Linked DNA regions of Homo sapiens: region 2 is linked to region 1. Evidence: chromatin loops called from intact Hi-C (ENCODE). Cell type or tissue: endothelial cell of umbilical vein. All regions are shown on one strand. Links, peaks and the distances in the headings refer to the core of each region. The heading gives the core; the rest is flanking DNA. Region 1 overlaps LOC107985960 (a long non-coding RNA gene). Region 2 has its middle 51 kb from the start of ITGA6.

The links. Hi-C counts contacts between places; a loop is a spot of excess contacts. Peaks named below come from ENCODE experiments on the same cell type or tissue, not always from the same donor. Only the 100,000 strongest peaks of a DNase experiment are listed, where the experiment ranks them.
Region 2: it touches region 1 in a loop (2.0-fold over the local background); 1 of 110 quality-filtered maps calls a loop at or near these places.

Annotation. Positions count from the first base shown.
Region 1 is chr2:172,282,035-172,293,613 of GRCh38, forward strand. The region is part of intron 2 of LOC107985960 (a long non-coding RNA gene); the gene reads left to right. Among named protein-coding and RNA genes, the nearest start is that of ITGA6, 140 kb to the right of the region's middle. In endothelial cell of umbilical vein, for the core only: no CTCF peak of the experiment used is centred there; DNase peaks (open chromatin) are centred at 5,817 and 6,597; H3K27ac peaks cover 3,425 bases.
Region 2 is chr2:172,371,189-172,382,767 of GRCh38, forward strand. No RefSeq gene overlaps it. Among named protein-coding and RNA genes, the nearest start is that of ITGA6, 51 kb to the right of the region's middle. RefSeq lists a silencer at 5,393-5,687 and enhancers at 9,351-9,860, 9,861-10,372, 10,493-10,662. In endothelial cell of umbilical vein, for the core only: no CTCF peak of the experiment used is centred there; a DNase peak (open chromatin) is centred at 5,543.

The sequences.
Region 1 (11,579 bases), core at 3,483-8,482:
TTAACAATGTAGATATGTTCTATGAAGTGCATTGTCAGGCGATTTCTTTGTGCAAACATCATAGAGTGTACTTGCATAGCTCTAGATGGTACTGCCTACTATACACCTGGGCTGTGTGGTATAGCCTATTGCTCCTAGGCTATAAAACTGTACAGCATGTTACTGTACTGAATATACCATAGGCAGTTGTAACACAATGATCAGTATTTGTGTATCTAAACATAGAGAAGGTTATGGTATAAAAGATAAAAAATGATATACTTGTAAGGACACTTACCATAAGTGGAGCTTACAGGACTGGAAGTTGCTCTGGGTGAGTCAGTGAGTAAGTGGTGAGTGATTGTGAGGGCCTGGGACATTACTGTACATTACTGTAGACTTTATAAACACAGCACACTCAGGCTACACTAAATTCATTTTACTTTTTTTGAGACAGTCTCACTCTGTCATTCAGGCTGGAGTGCAGTGGCATGATCTTCGCTCACTGCAACCTCTGCCTCCTGGGTTCAAGTGATTCTCCTGCCTCAGCCTCCCTAGTAGCTGGGCTTACAGTTGCCCACCACCATGCCTGGCTAATTTTTGTATTTTTAGTAGAAATGAGCTTTCACCATGTTGGCCAGGCTGGTCTCAAACTCTTGACCTCAAGTGATCCGCCTGCCTTGGCCTCCCAAAGTGCTGGGATTAGAGGCGTGAGCCACTGTGCCTGGCTTAAATTTATTTTAAAACTCTTCTTTCTTCAATAATAAATTAACCTTAGCTTACTGTAACTTTTTCACTTTATAAGCTTTTTAATGTTTTTAACTTCTTTTGGAATAACACTTAGCTTTAAACACAAAGGCATTATACAGCTATGCAAAAATATTTTCTTTATATCCTTATTCTATACATTTTTTTCATTAAATTTTATTATTATTATTTTTACTTTTAAACTTTTTTGTTAAAAACTAAGACAACTACACACACATTAGCCCGGGCTTAATCATCGGGGTCAGGATCATCAATATGTCATCAGGGGATAGGAATTTTCCAGCTCTATTCTAATCCTATGGCATCACCATCATACATGCAGTCTGTTGTTGCCTGATGTCACTGTGTGGCACATGACTGCAGGGGGTGTGGGAAGCCCATTTCTGAGTCAGTTAGAAGGCATATATATTTTCTTCCTTTGCCGTCACTTTACGTTTGTAATTCTGAGGCTCTCTACACGGTTCACTTGGGACTGTATGTTAAGGCTGCTGTTAACTATAAAACAGGTTAAACTGTATTTCAGAGTAGGCATAATTAATGAGGGTGTTATTTCAGGAACAATGATAGGGATTGTGAATAGTCAAGATTCATTCTAGAATGAGCAAGAAATTTGCTGGAAAAAAGAGGTGTAATGAAAAAGGAAGCTTCTTTCTATTTCTGATGAGGAGCTTGGTATGTCTGTAGTTTGATTTTGTAACAATTGTTTTCCCTGAAGTAATTTGGATGCTGCATTAGTCTGATTATTATGATTTCCTGTTTAGAACCCAGATACCTTCTCGATATGTCCCCAATAGCATATTTCTGGAAATGACTTCAACCAATTACATTAGCTCTCATTCCCTTGGTTTCTATGTGGTTGACCAGACAGGAATCAGGCTGCCTGAGTGTGCAATCCAGATAGCAAGAGGCAGTCGGTAGAGAGAGTGTGAAATTGCCCTGAGATACTGTGTGGTCTGCAGGCGGGTCCAAGTGAAGGAATGTGATGCAGCTGAGGCCTCGGGGGTGGGGCCGGGGGGCATATTTTTGATGTCTGAAATATCTTGACCAACTGGCCTTTCAGGGATAATTTTGATGACCATGTTTCATCTGGTGCCGAGTCTACTTCTGGTGCTTGACTCATGAAGGTATCAGTGATGACAAGGATAATGAAATTTATCTTCAAACCTACTCCCCTTAAATGTAGTAGATGTAAGCACTGGGACAAATCTGAAAAGAGTCTTCAGCATCTCCTTAAGGTTACTACTATTATGGATAATAGTGCTGTATCATTTACAAAACCATAGCCATATTGTGCAGCAGGTATTATTATTCCTGTTTTACAGATGTGTAAACTGAGGCACAGAGAGGTTCAGGGATATACTAATGTTGCCTACCGAGTGAGCAGTGGAGGTGGGATTTGACCCCAGTTGCCTGAATCCAAATCATCCCGTTCCCATCTTCTCCCCTAATGATGTCATGCCCCATGCTGCATCGGTGGAGGGGTTTTATGGGAGAGTGACAGGAGCCTTCAGCTCCTTCTGTGGTACCCCTTGCACTCTGTGAATCCACCAAGGGAGGAGAACACTCCAAGACTGCCCCAAAGGGGTATGTGCCCTCGCCTGCGCAGATGCTGGCTGTCAGAGGACTGAGGAATTTCCCCAGGGGGAGATTTTCCCAACCACTACATTAACCTGTTCAAAGATCCTGTCCAGCTCTGCAAGATTAGCTGAGATCTGAGGCATTTAGCATGGAAAGAACACATTCTTCTAAAGAGTCATTTCAGCCATTCTACCTATGCACATCTGAGTTTAAAAAAGGAGAGAAAGAGGGCAAACCTACTTCAAAGTGGCCTATTTGGCAGTTGACCATTGGAAGGCTAATGATAATGACAAAAACTGAAAACAGGAGGCACTCTCTTATGGTGTCTTGTCCTCTAGATATGCATAAGATATGCAAAGGCACTGTGGAACTCGATGAAACACTCAGCCTGCAAGAGTGCAGTGGGGAACAAAATACTCAGAAAGTAGAGACTGTTTTATTTATGGGATGGGGTCTCACTTTGTTCCCCAGGCTGGAGTGCAGCGGTGCAATCATAGCTCACTGTAGCCTTGAACTCCTGGGCTCAAGTGATTCTCCTACACCAGCCTCCTGAGTAGCTAGGACTACAGTGCATACCACCATGGCCACTAATTTTTTAATAAATATTTTGTAGAGACAGGGTCCTGCTCTATTGTCTAGACTGGCTTCAAACTCCTGGCCTCAAGCGATCCTCCTGCCTCAGCTTGGTTGCTGAGGCAACAGGGGCACGACACTGGTCTTGGCCAACATTTTAAACTTTATTTGGCAAAACCAATTCTTTTGCTACTTCCCTACTGCACTCAGGATGGGGACACAGGAGCTGGGAGAAATTTCACCAAGAAAGAAGTGGTTATGTACAGCACAGACAATAGGCTGGCAGGTTTCATTTCCCCCCAGTCCTATAAAAGAAAGCATGTAACTTGAAACCAGTTTAATGAAGTAACTCCAGGATTCCAGTAGCTGGTTACTCTGGGCCAGAAAGCCTGGAACCACCAAGATTCCTAAGGATGTGGTGGACAGGGGCTGGGCACCCACGAGGCTGCAGCAGCTGTCAGCCATTATCCCTAAAATAATGCTCTTCCAGGCCTGGGAGCACAGAGGCCTTTGAGAAGGTCAGTGAGTGCGGCTGCCAGTCACAGCTTCAGTGGCTTTGCACAGCTGGGCTCCATTCTGGAATCTGGAATCCTCAGTGCAAACTGTCAGGGCTACGTGTCTGTGCTGGGCCTGCTGAGAGGCAAAATGAGTCCTTTGGGATTTGAAATCTAGCAGTTTTGGATTAGGTGAGACTAAGAGTTCTCTGGATTTAGCTGAGTCCAAGGTGCTTATTTGTGGGCAAGAAGTTCTCCCTTCCAGTGAATGAAACCTGTGCAGTGCCCCTATCCTGCTCTTCCACAGGGGCACAAAAGGCTGCTGGCACAACATGCTGTTGGTGTGGGTGAGGTCGGGTAGTTTGGAGTCAGATCAGCCTGGTTTCAAATCCTGCTGTCCCTCCACTTCTGTGATCTCTGCAAATTACTTGTTTTGCACTATTGTTTCTTTCCTTCCTTCCTTTTGATCTCCGCAAATCACTTAACTTTTTTTTGAACTACTGTTTGGTTTAGTTTCCTTCCTTCCTTCCTTGCTCTCTCTCTCTCATTCTCTCGCTCTCGCTCTGTCTCTCTCTCTCTCGTCTCACTCTTCACCCAGGCTGGAGCGCAGTGGCATGATCTTGGTTCACTGCAACCTCCTCCTCCCAGGTTCAAGCGATTCTTATGCCTCAGCTGCCCCTCCAACACAACGGCTGGTTAATTTTTGTATTTCAGTAGAGACGGGGTTTGACCATGTTGGCCAGGCTGGTCTGGAAATCCCAACCTCAAGTGATCTGCCCGCCTCAGCCTCCCAAAGTGCTGGAATTACAGGCGTGAGCGACCGCACCCGGCTGATCAGGTTTATATTCTGTAAATGGGATGCCTTCTAATTATTTCTTGTAAACTGTGGAATGACTGAACTGATCTTAACATTTCAGTTAACCAACGCAACAAGTAATGCAGCTGTGTGATTTTGAGACAAGTTACTTAGCCCCTCTGTGCCTCAGTTTCCTTATCTGTTCATAAAACAAGTATATTAGACTAGAGATTATTTTCATTCCTAAATTTTGTGATGTTATAGGGCTGTTCCTGAGTGAAATTTCACAGAGGAAAGGATGTACCTCTCAATGGCTGCCATAGCTCATATTGTGGCTTTTATGTTTGAAAAGAGACTTTCATTTTGGAAGGTGGGCGTGGTGGTTGTGATGTCCTGCAGTTTGAAGGAACAAGGCTAACAATCAGAGGGCCTGAATTAGGTACTGGCTCCACTATTTAGTGGCCGGAAAACCTTACAGGCAGAATCATTCCCTGGAAATAAAGCTCCCCTGGATACTATCTGTTCTGTATGAGCATCTGTTCCTCTCCCATGAAATGGACATAACTGTCAGTACCTTATCTGTTGACTTCCCAAGGTGGAGTGAGAATCACATTAAATCATTTACTCAGTCAGCTTGCACTATGCAGAAGATTTTTGGCATTTTGGTGGTATAAACCATAGGTGTGCATATAGCTCAAAAGATTCTATGCTGTGATTCTAATGAACTCTCAAACTCTTTAGATCCCAATTTTACACTGGAGCAGTGACCGTGCTTCTTGGCTGATCTCTTGGCTCTCCCTCTCCTCCATGTCCTTCCTCTACCTTCTAAAGGACGAACTGTTCATGGCTTAATAGCAACCACAGTCTACAATTTATATTCCAGAACTTTTCTCGCTTGCTAAGAAATAACTTCCATTGTTTCTATAACAAGGGAAGTAAGCAAATGACTTGAGGGGCACAGAGGTGAGTTCTGAGTTAAGTATAGGCCTGCCAGGAGTTGGCTTTCCATGAGCAAAACCCAAATTTTCATTCAGATAGAGTATTAGCTCAGAAATCAGAACACCTACTGATCCTCAGTAGGCAACATGAATTAGGCATAAATAAATAAATAAATAGGCTGATTTATTGTTCCTTGACAATGTGGTTTAATTTTTAAATCAAAAGGAAATAATGACTATTTCAAACTAAATGTATGGACTCTTCCTGTTTTTTCCCTCTGATATAAAATTCCATAGGTCTTACTCATTCTTTTTTTTTGTTTAATTTAGCATCCAACCTTTATTTTTATTTTTTTGCTTTAGAACCTTTTTTTTCATGTATACTTTAAGTTTTAGGGTACATGTATACAGGTCTTACTCATTCTTATTGGTGATCCAATTTGAAGTACCAATAGATTAAATGATTTTCCTAAACTGGTGAGTGTCTCTCACAAAATCCATCAGAGCTGGGGCCTGATCCCTGGGCTCTGTTCCTAATGACCATCCTACATGTCTCTATAAATAGACCATTATCAAATGGTTTTTACCGAGCTTGGATTGGATGACAATCATGACTCTCAATTTTCCTTCCTTCCCTCTCATCTGATTTTAAATTATCTCTGACAGTCAGGATGTGATAAATCTACTGTGTTCAGAGTTCGGAGTTCTGAACACAATTTTCCAACATAAGGAAGGCTAGAAATACATATTTGAGACAAAACATGGAAATCCTACCAACTGCTGGTGAATTCCCTTTGAGTTTCTCTCTTCCCTTTCAGGAAATGTTCCTTGGGTCTCCTGTCCTTGTTAGCACCAGCTTCTCCGGTCTGGTTCCAAATCATCACCTTGGCAACATCACTTCCCACGGTCCACAAAGCTTTGGACAGCCAGTCTCTATTTTGCCTTTATCGCCTATATGTTGGCCAGTAGGGTAGAGAAGTCCATGACCTTGCTCATCCCAGCTTTGTTTTGTCCAAACTCTTTTGTGCAAAGAGGAAAACCAGGATTTTAAATCATGCACTGGGCTGTGCTGACACGGTGCCCAGCAAAATAAATCACAACCCCTTTATTTTAGAGCAGCTGGAAATGGACACTTTTAATGGACAGGGGAGTCTGGCCAAAACAGGACTGGGATGAGACAGGATCATCATTTTAGAATGCTGATTTTGCAGGGAGAATGTCACTTCTCTGTTTTTATACATCCTGAGTTTTCTTCCCTTATAGGCAGCTGCTGAGCTGAAGGTGTTTCTGCAGCAAGCGTCCCACTCTCATCTGCATGCTGACTACACAGACTGGGCAAAGTCTGTATCTTTCCAGTCTGTGTGCACACAGGCTAATTTGTCATTAGCTCTGCAAAAGTCATGAGAGGAGGTTTAATTTAATAAATTAAAATATAATCCCCAAACACAAGTTTATAACCAACACTTTCATGTGCATTGAGCAAGGCTTTTTCACTTAGTTGTAAAGGGGAAAAGAACTAACACTTACACTGAGGGCCCACTAAGTCTCACAACATTGTGAGACAGGTACTATTTTGTCCCAACACCTAGCTCCTCTGGGCATTGTGCCAAATGGTGGTGGTGACGATGGGTGTTGATACTGGCAAGCAGCAGGAAAGGGGTTTCAGAGACTGCTTGCCACTGAGTCATCCTGGGAGTCATCTCTGGATAAATGGGTATGACCAACAGCACTGTGATGGTCAAGGGTACCAGCATGACACCTGTATAACTCCATCAAATTATGTTGGACTCAATTTTGTGCCTACCTTGAGGGATAATGTTGATTCAATCACTCATATCTTGCAGTTACACTATGATTTTTTTTTTTTTTTTGAGACAGAATCTTGCTCTGTTGCCAGGCTGGAGTGCAGTGGCGCGATCACGGCTCAGTGCAACCTCCACCTCCTGGGTTCAAGGGATTCCCCTGCCTCAGCCTCCCGAGTAGCTGGGACTACAGGCGCACGCCAACATGCCTGGCTAATTTTTTGTGTTTTAGTAGAGATGGGGTTTCACCACGTTGGCCAGGATGGTCTCAATCTCCTGACCTGGTGATCCGCCCACCTCGGCCTCCTAAAGTGCTGAGATTACAGGTGTGAGCCATCACACCCGGCCAACACCATGATTTTTAAAATAAGACCAAGTTTCGATGTCTCTGAGGGTATCAGATGCATCAAAGGGGCTTGGACACTTGAGTATGGATGCACCCATGAAACCTGACTGTCCATTTTGTCTGGCTGATAACAGCTTAGGGGTGGGAGAAAAAAATCATCCTCTGCAGGAAAGATCTACACCCAAGAGGCAGCAAGGTATAGCAGTTATAAGCACAGATTTGGGGTATAGAATTTGGATTCAGATTGAGATTTATCATCCAAATTCTCTTACTTATTTCATGTGTGACATTAGGTGAGTTATTTAACCTCTTGATGCCTCACTTTCTTCAGCTATGAAATGGAGATGATATATATAGTGCTTATCTTCCATAGGAGTTACAAATATTAAATGAATTAATATATATAAAGCATTTAAAGCAGTGCCTGGGCAGCCAGTCTCTATTTTTCCTTTATTGGCTATATGTTAGCCAATAGGGTACAGAAGTCCATGACCCTACTCATTACAGCTTTGTTTTGTCCAAACTCTTATGCAAAGAGGATAACCAGGAGTTTAAATTATGTGCTGGGTTGTGCTGGCATAGTACCCAGCAAAATAAATCACAACTCCTTTATTTTAGAGCAGCTGGAAATGGACACCTTTAATGGACTGGGGAGTCCATTTAGCAATGTCAATATGTATTTGCTATTATTGTTGTTGTGACACTGGTATCAGTTTACTGGGGCTCCCATAACAAAGTACCACAGACTAGGTGGCTTAAATAATATAAATTTGTTTTTGCACAGTTTTGAAGACCAGGCATCCAAGATCAACGTGTCAATAGGGTTGGTTCCTTTAAAGGTCCACAAGAGAAGGATGTGTTCCAGGCCTTTCTCCTTGGCTTGAAGATGACCATCTTTCCCTGTCTTTTCATATCATCTTTCTTCTGCATGCCATCGGTGTCCAAATTTCCTCTTCTTATAAGGACACCAGTCATATTGGATTTGGGCTCACTCTTGAAGACCCTATCTTCAAAAAGGTCACATTTTGAGGTACTAAGGTTTAAGACCCCAATGTATGAATCTTTGGGGGACATAATTCTGCCTGTAATAGTGCCTAAGCAAGGCTTTTGGTGAAACTCACTTTCAGAGTAGATTTTGTTCTTACAGTGTTGCCTGTTTTTTCCTTTTTTGAGTAATCATTGTAAATTTTCTGCCTTTCTCATATTATCTCCTACTTTTAAACTATTTTAAAAAATCTAAATAAGTATCTTGGTCAAAGTTCTATAGATGCTGAGCTGGGTGTGGTTTTGGCATCTGTAGTCCCAGTTACTTGGGAGGCTGAGGTGGGAGGATCTCTTGAGCCCAGGAGTCCAAGAACAGCCTGGGCAACATAGTGAGAGCTTATCTCTTAAAAAGAAAACAAACATTCTATGGATGCTGAATAGAATGGATTCAATGGTATCTTCCCCAAAGGAAAAAATCCATGAAATGGATTTTTTTTTTTTTACCATTCAAATGGTAACCTAATACCTAAATTTAGGAGCAGTGTCATTTTAATACATTTAAACTTTTTTTGTTGGATCCAGCTTTATTATGTTATTATTGATAACAACCATAAGTAATCACTTTTTCAATGGATTTCTTAACTAATTCAGTTAAAAAATGCTATGTCACTCCAGTCACTAAATGTTGGTGGCCTGCATGATTCATTACCTGTGTTTGTGAGCAGGGACTGGTCAGGTCTGGCGAGTACTAGGAGAATTCACTTGGGGTTTGACTGGTCCACAGATTAGCCACTCAGGCTGTGTGTGTTAGGTAAGAGTTTTTGAGTGGCAAATATCAGAAATCAACTTCAGTTAGCTTAAGCAGAAAAAGGACTATATTGGGAGGATACTGGGAAATCTCACTGAATCCCAGGAATCACTAAAGTCCCAGGCCCCCAGGAGGCTGAGGACCAGGGTAGGAGTTTTGGGCGTTTATCGGGTCTCTTCCATTTGTCCCTCCAGCTCCACTCTCTTTCTTTCTCTCCTGCTCGGTGCTCCTATGGACTGTATTGATGGACGTTATGAACTGTAGCAATAGGCTCCTATGCGCTTTGACTTCTGGTTGTGTTTGGGCAGTGATGTATTTTGTCAGGAGATCAGAGGAAGAAAGGGGAGTGAGGCCAACAGTTCATCTCCTACCTTGGCTCCTACCTTGGGTAATGCCTTGGGCTAGTCAAGTCCCTTGGCCAGTAGTCACAGGTTGTCTGCAGATGGCCTTCTGGGCATGACTTTCTCCTTCCAAGCTCTAGTAACCACTCCTGTGTTTTATCCCTTTGGCCCTAGATGTGGTAACAGCTCTGCTTTTCCCACCCCCAGGGTACTGTACTATCCCTTGAGGTTTCTCTACACCTTGACTAGTTCTATGCTGGGCTATGTTGGAGCTTGAAGCAAAAGGAAGTATCAGTGATATGGTTTGGATCAGTGTCCCCACCCAAATCTCATGTTCAATTGTAATCCCAAGTGTTGGAGGTGGGGCCTGGTGGGAGGTGATTTGGTCATGGGGGCGGAGTTCTCATGAATGGGTTAGCACCGTCCCCTCACTGCCGTTCTCATGACAGTGAGTGGGTGAGTTATGAGATCTGGTTGTTTAAAAGTGTATAGCACCTCCCCTCTCTTTTCCTCCTGCACTCGTCCTGTGAAGTGCGTCGCTCTCCCTTCACCTTCCGCCATGACTGAAAGTTCCCTGAGGCCTCCCAAGAAGTTGAACAGAGGCCAGCCTCATGCTTCCTGTACAGCCCACAGAACTGTGAGCCAATTAAACCTCTTTTCTTTATAAATTATCGTCTCAAGTATTTCTTTATAGCAATGTGAGAATAGACAAGTACAATGAGTAATACTAATCCTTTGTTTAAAATGTTAATATTTTGTTCATCATAGATTTTTTTACAGTAATTTTGACTTTAAAAAATTATTACATTGAAATATTATTTATCTTGATTACTAAAATTTTTGGTGTCCCCTTAAAATTTTTTACCTTGCGGCAATTGCACACTCACTTTACTATAGTCCCAGACTGGCACTGCACTTTTGTAAATCATCCCTTTATAAAACCCTCCTGTCCTGTGAGCTATGATCACACCACTGCACTCCAGGCTTGGCAACAAAGCGAGACCTCACCTCTAAAAAAACTAAACAAAAACGCTCCTCTCTGAGCAAGCAATTTGTTTACTGATAGGACTCTGATAGATATAAATGTCTTCTCTCAAAAGCATAGATTGTAAATCATTGGCCCTTAGGCAATATTTTATCAAGAGACATAATTTATTTGGGCTGTACAGTTTTGAAATTTAGTTGATCACTTTTAAAAGTCAGAGACCTTCATATAAAAATCTAGATTTCTGGTTTCTCTTGAAAAAAGAAAAAATCAGACAACATGGCAACACAGATTCCTTTCCTGCATGGCAACAACTGGCAGGAGCTGAGTAGCAGCTTCTTTGGCCTAAGCATGTCTCTCCAAATGGACATAGTCCCCACCACTCCCTATTACCTCCCCACAACACTGAGACTTACTGTTAGTCAACATTTTTTTTTTAATCACAGTGGTGCTGTTTATTATTATTATTATTATTATTATGCCTGGCGTGCTTGCCTAGCTGACTCCTATAGGCTGCTGAGTTTGAGACACTTGCTCTAGTTCTTTGCTGTTATTAGGACTCCACTCCCAACCTCTGCAACTTCCAGCTCAAGTTCTACCTTCCCAGGATGATGAATCAGATTGGCTCAACTTGAGGCAGATATCCATTTCAGCACCAAGCAACAAACCCAGGGGCCAGGATCTTGTGTGAGCACCTGCTAGGGGCCCACCCTTGATAGTGGAGAGTGGGGATTCCAGAAGAGAGGAACTGTATCTGTAGGACATAGGAGAGGGACCTACCACACTGCAGTGCTGGCTCTTGAACCAAAGTGTAAAAGTGTATTTAATCTTGAATTGTTCAGAGTAAATACCAGATAATGTCCCATTCAGCAGATTCTGCAGATTAAATGCTTCCAAGTGCAAAAATGGTAAAAATGAATGCAATTTAAAATGTATTCTTTCTGTAAGCAACATCTGTAAGAAGGGAGTAGGGATGTATTCACAAGCCACAGTCTGGTCCTCGAAAAGTCCATGTAAGACAGATCTATTGTGGTCTAGTTTGAAGCTGATGGTCTAATATGGCTCTTGCACATCTGCCATACCCAGGCTAAAGATGGTCAGTGTGTGGACCCATGAATCTATCTCTTGCCTGGCTCATTGCGGACATTGCTAATATGCTGCAGAACTCCTTACTACTAAGCTTCAGG
Region 2 (11,579 bases), core at 2,601-7,600, 88 kb after region 1:
CTAAATTCTTCCCATGGCTAGCTTAGCCTATGCCCAGGAATGAACAAGGAGAGCCAGCCCTTGAGGCTAGCAGCAAGATTGAGTCAGCTATGCTGGATTTCTCTCACTGTCATAATCATTGCAAAGGTGGCTTCAAATAGATTTCAAAGACACTTTGGGTAGTATTGTGCTAGATAATATCAACCCTTTCTTTCAGTGTCAGTTAAGATATCACTTCCTCCCAGAGGTCTTCCTGACCACCCTTCCCCACCCCACATCTGAACTAGGTGGTCTCATAGAATCCTGTGTGTCCCCCTATCAGAACACGAATCAAACTGTGTTTGAAATGGGTCTGCCTTGCTGATTTGGGGGTGCTGCCATTGCCTCTAAGTGTGTCAACCTTTTGCAAACATTCAGGGCTCCAAAGTCAGTAGTCATCACAATCCCTTCTGTAAACCAGTTGGCCAAAGGAGGTAAGTCTGTATGTGAAGGAAGAAATGCTGTTTGTCATTAAATTTAAGATGTCTTAATACAAAAATTAGCTGGGCATGGTGGCGGATGCCTGTAATCCCAGCTACTCAGGAGGCTGAGGCAGGAAAATCGCTTGGACCCAGGAAGTGAAGGTTGCAGTGAGCCAAGACTGCACCATTGCACTCCAGCCTGGGCAACAAGAACGAAACTCAGTCTCAAAAAAAAAAAAAAAACCCAAAAAACCAAAAAAATCCCCCATGAATTGTAAAGTGCATCCCTAGTTCAGTAATGTGAAAATAACAATTTTAAGACATGGGTTTGGTGTGGTGGTTCAAGCCTATAATCTGAGCACTTTGGGAGGCCAAGGTGGGAGGATCCTTTGAGCCCAGGAGTTTGAGACCAGCCTGGGCAACATAGGGAGATCCTGCCTCTACAAAAAAATAATGAAAATAGCAACCAAACATAGTGATGTGAACCTATGGTCCCAACTACTTGGGAGGCTCAGTTGGGAGGATTACTTGAGCCTGGGAGTTCGAGGCTGCAGTGATTGTGCCACTGCACTCCAACCTGGGTGACAGAGTATTCCAGAGATGGTACAGTATGTGTGTCTTTGAATTGATAACATGTGGGTGTTAAAATCTCAATCATCTGTCTTTTGAGTAAAGTCTCAATTGTCTGTCGAAAGACGATTTTGTAGAAAAGGATAAAACATAAAGTAAAGTATATTTACATTTAAGATTATAAATACCTCTGCCAAAAGAGAGTATTTGTGGCTTCTTGTAATCCTTTGCAGATATTGTCACTAATCTCTCCTTCATTCCTCCAAATTATGTGTGTACTTGGTATTCTTATTTCCTCATCCCCATCTTATCCCTCAAGTAAGTAAAGCCCTGGATACCTGAGTTAGTTAGTTATCCAAGACTTTGCAGTGAGTGAGTCAGAGAGGAATGAAATTTCTGTTCTCCTTACCCCCAGGTAGCATTGCCTAGAGCCATGCTGGGAAGATCACTCTGTAAGACAAACCAGGAAACCTAATTAACAGGACAGGTCTGGTCCTGACTATACATTATTTTCATCTTCATATGGATGACTGATGAGGGGTGGCTATGACAGAGCTATCTGTATTGTCTGATCTGGGAAACTGTTTCTTTGAAAAGCTCATAAATTGACCTATTAAGACTATTATCTGTGTTCCAGAACTAAATAAAAGCCACAGCTGGAGACTCCAGTAATATGTAAACATGAATCTATATAAATTTGAATGTAAAATTGCCCAGAAATTTCTTGATGGACAAATTTTTATGTATGTTTTGCTTATCTATAACTGATCTCATAGCTTCCCTTGCTTACTGGGTATCATTATATAATAATTAGTGTGTTTATATGTGTTGAAGTATCTGCTAACTAGAATGATTTGGGATTTATCCAGCTTGATCCAAAAACAAATTTGGCCAGAGCTTTGATAATCCCTGCCTTCTAGGGATATCAATATATAAATAGTTCATATTAATATTTAGGAAGACAACAGACAAATGGCTGTTAAGAATGCCAAGACTTCCAGATAGACTAGTGATGCCAGAAATAACGAGTGGAATCTCAGGAGTGCAGAACATTTAGAAAATTATAGGTCTAGAAGATGTGTTATTTTCCTGATAGTAGAAAAACATGTTGCCGTAGAAACAATATTAAAGTGACCATTAGAGTCCCGAGCCTTCCCACAAACACTTGTGTAGCCTACGTTGAAGCTACCCTCTTATCCTGATAGTCCTAACCTGATTTCTGGCTGCTAGGACTCAGGGACTGGGAGGAGGAAGGAGGAGAAAGAAGGCGTTTGCCTTGCACCTTCTTTTCTTCATGTCTTTTTCTTCCTGGACCCCCCTCCAGGCAGCAGTGCTCACGAGCTGCTTTATCTAGACACTACCCAGGCTTGCTCCTTTTCCCCAAGGCCCCCAAGCATCTCAGTGACTTCCCTCCTTTTTGCCCAAATGAAACTCTTATTCCCTCTTGGCAACGGAAAGCAATCAGACTTAATTGATTGGCACCAATTTGTGTTTAACTGATTATTCCCTATATTCATCTATTCTCTAGGTCTGAATTTTAAAAAAATATTTTCCAAACTTTGTCCAATGGGTGGACTATAGGCAGGGAAACAGTAGTGAAAAATATTTAGTGTGTGTAGAAGGAGGATGATATTTAAACACATACTCATAAACACAACAAAGTATATGAGTTATGGTTTTCAGATGTCAAGCAACAGAAACAAATGCTAATTCAAATATAAAAGGCATGAACTTGATGGTTGTGGGGTGACTCACAGAATCAAAAGGAAAGTTGAACAATTAGGACAGACGGGAATCGTGAAGTTTGAGTGGAAGAGGAAGATGTGTTCTAAGCAGAACTGATGAGTGATATCTTACCAAATCAACTCCAACAGTCATTTTATCACTTGGCTAAACATTCAGATACCTGAATAGTCTCGCTTGGGTCAGAGACCTTCTGCTTAGCTGGGACTGGGCAAGGCACCTTGATTGATGGTCCCAACCAAGGGGAGAAGGTGGTTCACTAGGGTAAAACTAGGGTTCCATTCCTAGAAGAGTGGATAGACACTGGTTGGATGGCTCACTCTCTGCTAAGTGCTGTAGGTGCCAATCTCCTTGACCAGCTGTGCCTGGGATGGTGTCCGTGAGTTCAGTCTCCTACTCTCTACTTTTCACAGCTTCTACCCTTTTAGAACCCACAGCTGATCCAAATCAGTTCATACAACAGCTCTTACAAAACAGCAACACCGATAAAGTGCCTGGTTAGCTCGTCCTGCCCCCAGTCCCCACTGTACAGGTCCCTGGAAAGTCTGACTGCTTTGTGGGAGCTAAGGGCAATGGACTGGGTTGGTATCCAGGTTGCACTTTTTATTTTGGTCCTCTGGGCAGTGTTCCAGTTAAAATGAGAAAAACAGGATTAATTCTAGTGACGTTTCATCCCCTCATAGAAGTATGGAGTCCTTCCTTTGTGACTACCATGGATCTGGCCTCTTAGAATGTGGAAAAGCCCTTGCTTTGCCCAAGGTAGCCTTTCTAGCAGGTGGATCTCAGAATTACTGTATTAAAAAAAGTCTAATTAATGACCAACGGAAGGAACAGTGACACAGATTAATATTTAACCTGTTGGAAAGAGTAACTGTGTGTTTGGGGTTTAGTAACAGATCTGCAGCACAGGTTAACTCAGTCTCTGCCTCATCAGCACTCCTTAGGTCGCTCTGTTCCCTAGACCACAGTCTTTCCTTGACTTCATTCCCCACCCCTATTCCTCTATGAGGAACTCAGGAGGAAACATGGAAGCCAAGCCTCAAACTGAGACTCGCTAGCCAAAGGCAGAGCTGAGTTTAAGTTTAATATTTACTCAGCCAGGAAATACTCTAATTAAGCCTTGCTCTTTAAATCTTAAAGCTCCACCCTGGAAGGACAGAAATGAGCTCTCCCAAAGGGTTTCATCCTGGGGATGAGGAATCCTTTTTCCCCTACATCCAAATATTTCTGAGATGGGGTTAGGCAGGTCTTCTTTCCAAGTTCAAAAGGCATAACTAAGATTGTGGGTTGAATTTCCATGGGATACCCAGATGGCTTCCAGAAAAAGAGCTGGCTGTGTAGATCCCTAATTCCAGACAGCCAGAAAGGATTCACTGAATATCTGGAGCAAAAGGAGATTTTCAATGCAGGGAGGCAGTTTAGTATAAATATAGGAGCCGAAGTCAGATGTCCTGGGTCAAATCCTGGTCCCGCCACTATTTTCTGTGTGACCTTTGAGTGTGACTCATATCTCTAAGCCTTAGTTTCCTCATGGGGAAGTTGCAGTAACAGTATCTACCTCATTGGACTCTGGAGAGAATTAAACAAAATAGTCCATGTAAAGTGCTTAGTACATAATAAGTGCTTAAAGAATATCTGCTATAAGTTATTTGACCATTCATTCAAAAAAAATGACTTGTGCCTAAAATGTACCAAATAATGTGTAAGATAATGGTACATATAGAGATATAATGGTATGTATAAAACTCCTTTTTTCTGAAGAAGCTCACAGTTTAGTGGGGAAGCTAACATAGAAGTTATTCTTCTATGTTGTAATAATTGCGACAGAAAAGGTATATAAAAGTACTATTAACGTGCTTATTAGAGGAGAGAGAGTTCCTTCTATGAAGAATTTCAGGAAGGCTTCATGGTGACATTTAAGCTGTGTCTTTAAGAAAGTTTTAGAATTTTTCATGCCCAGAAAAGAGGATCAACTATTCCAGAAAGGAGGAACATCCTAAGCAGAAGCACAGCAATGAGAAAAATCTCAGTGTGTTTGGGAAGCAACAAAAAATTTGGCTGGAGTACCAGGGTGCAAGGTGGGTTTGGTAGGCAGTGGAGTTGGAAAGTCAAGGTTAAGGATGTCATGGGCCATGTTAAGATGTTTAGACTTTATTTTGCATGATCAGTGTTCCATTAAGGAAGATAATTTTACTGTGGCCATTATGGGAGTATTTACATCATGGGTATTGGCAAGCACTACAAACCTGGCCTTTTTATTCCACAGAGTTGGTTGTTAAACATTTACCAGCATACCACTGCATGTGCACACATGCGTGTAAATGTGCACGGACACACACAGACGTACACACACACACACACTGCCCCAGGATAGATTTCTTCAATTTTTAAAATACAGGTGGTGTCACCTTTACCGTATGTCTCAGCACAACATATCAAGGAAAACGCTGTCATGCATTGAAATATTGTAGTATGTGCATCATTCACAATTAGAGTTTCTTACCAAGATATTTATCTGTCTCCCTTTTGCAGTAAATAATGACATTACTAGACATACAGTACTTAGATTTCTCCCCAATCTCCCTTTAAGGAATTCCTTATTGTGAGGGGCCTCACCCAAATAAGAAACCTGTACCTACTTTCTTAGGTGTAGTGTTTTTTCCCTATTTTAAGACCACAGTTAAGAGCACTTCCGGCACAGAACCAGAAGTCTTGCCAATTTCCCAAGTCCTTGAAACAGTAATCACTCAGTAGCCAAGGATAAATTTACATTGGATGACTCTTTTGGCCTTTCTCACTAACAGAAATATATTTATTAATTCAGTGGCGTCACTGTAATATTATTTCCTTGCTTAGTACAATTAGGCCAAGTGTAAGCTTAAAATAGAATCAAATATTGAATACATACTGTTTTAAGGCTGATGTAATATCTTTCTTTTTGCAAGCTCCGATTGAACATGCATATTTAACAGACCAGCCATACGGTGTTGGTGGGGGTGGGGGCAGCCAATGCTTTAGACTTTTAATCTACTTAATGGGAGAAAGGTTAGACATAATTAAATATCTTTAAGCTTGAATCTTTCAGTGCAATAAGTAAATGAATTAAATCTATCCAGGGGATAAAATAGAAACATTTGTCAAGGTAGCAATTTGGAAAGCGTAAGTCTCCTTCTAGTCAAACTTAAAATGTCTTGGCATCTTGGCCAAATGCCTGAAAGATATGTATCAGCCTTAGCATATTCTTAATAATAGCACTCATAAAAAGAGAGCATGAAAAGATGAATTCCCTCTTCTTTGAGCCCCAGGATTTTCCTTTTTATGTTTTTGGTCTCCATATTATCCTATGAACTTGCTGGAAGAATGTTGGAGGTCCCAAAAGCAGCCACACCTTGAGTGGCAAAGGTGAGGCATTCAAACTCGGGCACCCTGAAGAATTTTCTACACCTGATAGATAGCTAAAATGCAGTATGGAGGACAGGCAAACATTGCTTTGAGAAGACTATATTTTCCTATAAGAAGAAAGTGCTTGGTTCCTGAAATGACTAGGTTTCCACTTGGGCAGTAGAGCAGAATTCCAGGAAGGTGCTCGCAAGCATGACATCCTGCTGCCTCAGATACTATCTAGAGCCACTGTCCCGAGATCCTGGTTCCAGCTCAATGTAGAATTCTCAGTGTTGGTGGAAGCTGACATCAGTCACTCCTCTCTGCTACTTTGCCTGAGAAGACTGTGGTCCAAACAGCTGCCTTTGCTAATGTAGCCTTGCATCCTGGCCCTACACTGTTCTGCCCTGCCTGTTGACTAGGAAATAATGCATCTACTTGCTAGCCAATAAAACAAACTAGGTACACAGGATTCCTTGCGGATAATTCCCTAAGATAGTACTATGTCTGCAGAGAGATCTGCACTGCTATGAGCAGTGATCAGAAGGCTAGAGGAAGGGAGGGAGTGATAGGGAAGAAGAGAGGGGGCTCAGTAACCAGGGCCCCACATAAAGGCAAATCACATGGTGTCATGTGAAAGTAGCAAGAATTTCCATTAGCTGCTCTGATGCCTCGCCTCTAATATCCCAGAGGTCCCCTGTAACCTAAAATTTTAATCTTGGCCATTTCTTTGCTTCTCAGAATTAGGAAATGGAGGACAGATGGTGACCAAGAGATCTTTCCCCACCTCCACTGCTTGCTCAAGCTCTTGGTCTCTCTCTCCTTCTCCCTCTCCCACACATGTACAAATGCACATACACATGACAGACCTACACTTGTGTGTGTGTGTGTGTGCGTGTGTGTATATATACACACACGCACACACATATATATATATATTTTTAGACTAAGTCTCGCTCTGTTGCCTAGGCTGGAGTGCAGTGGCGTGATCTTGGCTCACCACAACCTCTGCCTCCTGGGTTCAAGTGATTCTCCTGCCTCAGTCTCCTGAGTAGCTGGGACTACAGGCATGTACCACCATGCCCAACTAATTTTTGTATTTTTAGTAGAGATGGGGTTTCACTATGTTGGCCAGGCTGGTCTCGAACTCCTGACCTCATGATCTGCCTACCTCGTCCTCCCAAAGTGCTGGGATTACAGGCATGAGCCACCGCTCCCAGCTTGTGTATGTATTTGTATAAGTCCTGATATTAGAGTTTGTTTCTGATTATGTTTTGCATTTTAACAGATATTTTTCTGGATCTCTGCTTTAAGAACACTGTATTGTCCTTTCTAATGATGACCTATGTCTGTGATCTTTCATCTCCATGTTTATTTTGAGCCACTGTTTCTTGATGCTAAGTTTTTAACATTTTACATTTTCAATTCTATCAGTGTGCTCTACATAACAGAGCTTGTTTGGGCCAAATACCCATAAAGAGAGTGTTTGCTTAACAATACAGTAGATTCTGTGTTTCCCTATTGACTCACCTCAAGCCCTGGTGCATGGAATATCTTGGCCTCACGAGCTACCTGGTAACCATCAAAATCACCTTATTTGACTGGGGGTATGAGGAGTGGGGGAAGAAGAATATGGTATGTAAGCTGTGATGACCAAGCCAAGGCCTTCCCTGGGCTCAAACTATATAAGAGACAATTGTCCCAGAGGAAATGCAAGGGTATGCATTTACCATGAGGTCCAGAGGATGGAGAGGCAAGTTCCTGAGTGATGCAGGGGAGGGGCAGACAGAACTGCAGTTTGAAGGTGGTTACCCAACACCAGGGGTCTCCAGGTGGTTCCCCAGGTGGAAGCCAAAGGATGGCTGTTCCTTTCACCAGCTGGGGAGCCGAATGGCACTACTTTCTGCCCATTCCTGGATCAAGCGCTCCCTATGGCCAGTCCCCATGATGGCATTGTCTTTGAATCCCTGGACATCCTATTTCTGGAATGTCTGCCCAGTTTCCTATGGCCTTGAGCATTTTCTTCCCTGTGTTGTAGAGAGGTAACTCAACCCAGTCATCTATTGTACTTTTCCAGCATTGTCTGTGAAGTAACAGAGATGAAACTAAGAAATGTGTGTGGCTGACATGGTGCCAGAGGGTCTCCACAGCCATGCATGCCTTTGTCCAGACTAGTGGGCATTGCTAGGCCTGAGATACTCGTGAAGGTCCTTGTATTAGTCCATTCTTATGCTGCTGTAAGGACATAACCTGAGACTGGGTAATTTATAAAGGAAAGAGTTTTAATTGACTCGAAGTTCCACACAGCTGGGGAGGCCTCAGGAAACTTACAATCATGGTTGAAGAGGAAGCAAACATGTCCTTCTTCACAAGGCGGCAGGAGAGAGAAGAATGTGAGCCAAGTGAAGGGGGAAGCCCCTTATAAAACCATCAGACCGGCCAGGCGCGGTGGCTCATGCCTGTAATCCCAGCACTTTGGGAGGCCAAGGCGGGTGGATCACGAGGTCAGGAGATCGAGACAACCCTGGCTAACACAGTGAAACCCCATCTCTACTAAAAAAAAATACAGAAAATTAGCTGGGCGTGGTGGCGGGTGCTTGTATTCCCAGCTACTCGGGAGGCTGAGGCAGGAGAATGCCATGAATGCAGGAGGTGGAGCTTGCAGTGAGCCGAGATCACGCCACTGCACTCCAGCCTGGGCAACAGAGTGAGCCTCCGTCTCAAAAAAAAATAAATAAAACCATCAGATCTCGTGAGAACTTACTCATTATCATGAGAATAGCATGGGGGAAACTGTCACCATGATTCAATTACCTCCCACCAGGTCCCTCCCACCACATGTGGGGATTATGGGAACTACAAGATGAGATTTAAATGGGGACACAGCCAAACCATGTCAGTCCTCATGGATGGGATCCCCAAGAAACAAGCCAGGGATCTGAGCTGCTGAGAATTCAGACACAGGGATGAGCCCCCTCATCCTTGTTTTAACAAGCCCTGAGTTTGTTAAAAGTCTATGAGAAGCTGCTCATTTCCAACTGCAACTTTCACATATCCACTCATCCTTAAAAAAAGAGTAGATGAAACTCAAACTCAAAGAGCTGGGCTCTTTCATGCCAAAAGTTCCCCAAACCTGTGAAACCCTTCCATGCAGCTTTCTCCACTGGCAGGACTTTGCACTTGGAGGTGATGACCCTGAGCTTGCATCATTTGTGATTTCTATTTAAAGGCAAACCCCAGACAGAGAAATATTTGCCATAAATTGTTACAGCAACATGACATATGGCTTTTCTGCCACTAAGGTCACACTGCCATCGGCCTCTCACTTCCTCCTCAATTGCTTGTTCATTCCACAAGGTTTCCTCAATTTCAGCAATTCTTGTGGTGCAGATCTGCCTGCCCAGCCATTTATCACCAGTAATAACAAGGAGAGTTGTGATGTTTTACATCTCTACACAATGATCTGAGTCTTGGAAGGCTTCCCAAACCCCCTTGCCCCTCTGCCTGGCCAGGCAGGGCCTCTTTTCCTTTCTTAGTGTGACATATCAGCAGTTTAGATGCAGGGCTCTCCCGCTGGGTAGGAGCTTGTAGGTCACAGCGACATCCAACAGATTCATTAACATAGCAATCGCAGGAGAGAAAAGAAGCCCAGGCGATTCTGGTGAATGCTGAGCCTTGTTCTAAATTCTCATATAGAATCTCCATAGAACCAGGAAGGAGGGAGAGATCTGAGGCTCTGTTTTGCAAAAGAATTTCGGAGAGCCACCAGCTTGGAAATGAAGCTTATCAGGATGGAAAGAAAGCCACGCATTGCAAAGCCCTCCTGCAAACAAGCTCAGCTCTGGGGAGAAGGATATTAACTAAAATAACAGCACGTGGTAGTCAACAAGTTCCCTAGCTGTGCCTTCACTGAAGCAGGTGAAAGTATTTTAAAATGTTGAATGAAGTGGGGGGAGGGGAACCCAGATAAAGCCAAGAATTCCTTTACTCTCTGCCAGTGGTTCTGTGAATTATTCCGTTGGAATACTGTGCCTTCTCTCCAGCCCTGTGTTTCAGAATCAGGGGACCTTCCTGCAACCTACGGACATTTCCATAGATTTTGATGAACCTACCCTGGTGTCAGGGGTGGGCAGAAGGATGTGTTAATCAAAAACAAACTGAAAAAATGCATCTTTTGAGGAAGCAGGTCTGTGTGCCTTCATCCATCTGCATCTTGCCTGTGAGTGGCCTTCTAGACAGGCACCCATAGCTGGCTGACACAGTGGCCTATGAGTGTTTGCCTGTCAGGGATAACTCTGGGGTAGTCCACAGCCAACAGAAAGCCTCCACACTTAAGGAAGGTCTGAGCAGTGGGCCATCTTGAACTCATAACCACATTTAGGGAACAAAAGCTATGCATAGAGATTTAAGGAATTAAAAACTCAGAAAAAAAGAACAACAATGGGATTGAAATGAGAGGGGACTGCTTTTTGCTACTGTCAAAGGCATGTGAACCAGAGCAGCTCCATCTTGAATAGGAGCTGGGCAAAATGAGGCTGAGACCTACTGGGCTGAATTCCCAGACAGTTAAGACATTCTAAGTCACAGGATAAGACAGGAGGCAGCACAAGATACAGGTCATAAAGACCTTGCTGATAAAACAGGTTGCAGTAAAAAAGCTGGCTAAAACCCACCAAAACCAAGATGGCCACGAGAGTGACCTCTGGTGGTCCTCACTGCTACACTCCCACCATCACCATGACAGTTTACAAATGCCATGGCAACATCAAGAGGTTACCCTATATGGCCTAAAAAGGGGAGGCGTGAATAATCCACCCCTTGTTTAGCATAGCATCAAGAAATAACCATAAAAATAGGCGGCCTGGAGCGGTGGCTCACACCTATAATCCCAGCAGTTTGGGAGGTCGAGAAGGGGGGCGTTGATCATGAGGTCAACAGATCGAGACAATCCTGGCCAGCATGGTGAAACCCCATCTCTACTAAAAATACAAAAATTAGCCAGGTGTGGTGGCAGGTGGCCTGTAGTCCCAGCTACTGGGGAGGCTGAGGCAGGAGAATTGCTTGAACCCAGGAGGCGGAGGTTGCAGTGAGCTGAGATTGCACCACTGCACTCCAGCCTGGGCGACAGAGTGAGACTCCGTCTCAAAACAAAACAAAAATAGGCAACCAGGCTCACGCCTGTAATTCCAGCACTTTGGGAAGCCAAAGCGGGTGGATTGCCTGAGATCAGTAGTTCAAGACCAACCTGACTAACATGGTGAAACCCCATCTGTACCAAGAATACATAAATTAGCCAGGCATGGTGGGACACACCTGTAGTCCCAGCTACTGGGGAGGCTGAGGCAGGAGAATCGCTTCAACCTGGGAGGTGGAGGTTACAGTGAGCCGAGTTGGCACCACTGCACTCAGCCTGCACAACCCAGCGAGACTCCGTCTCAAAAAAAG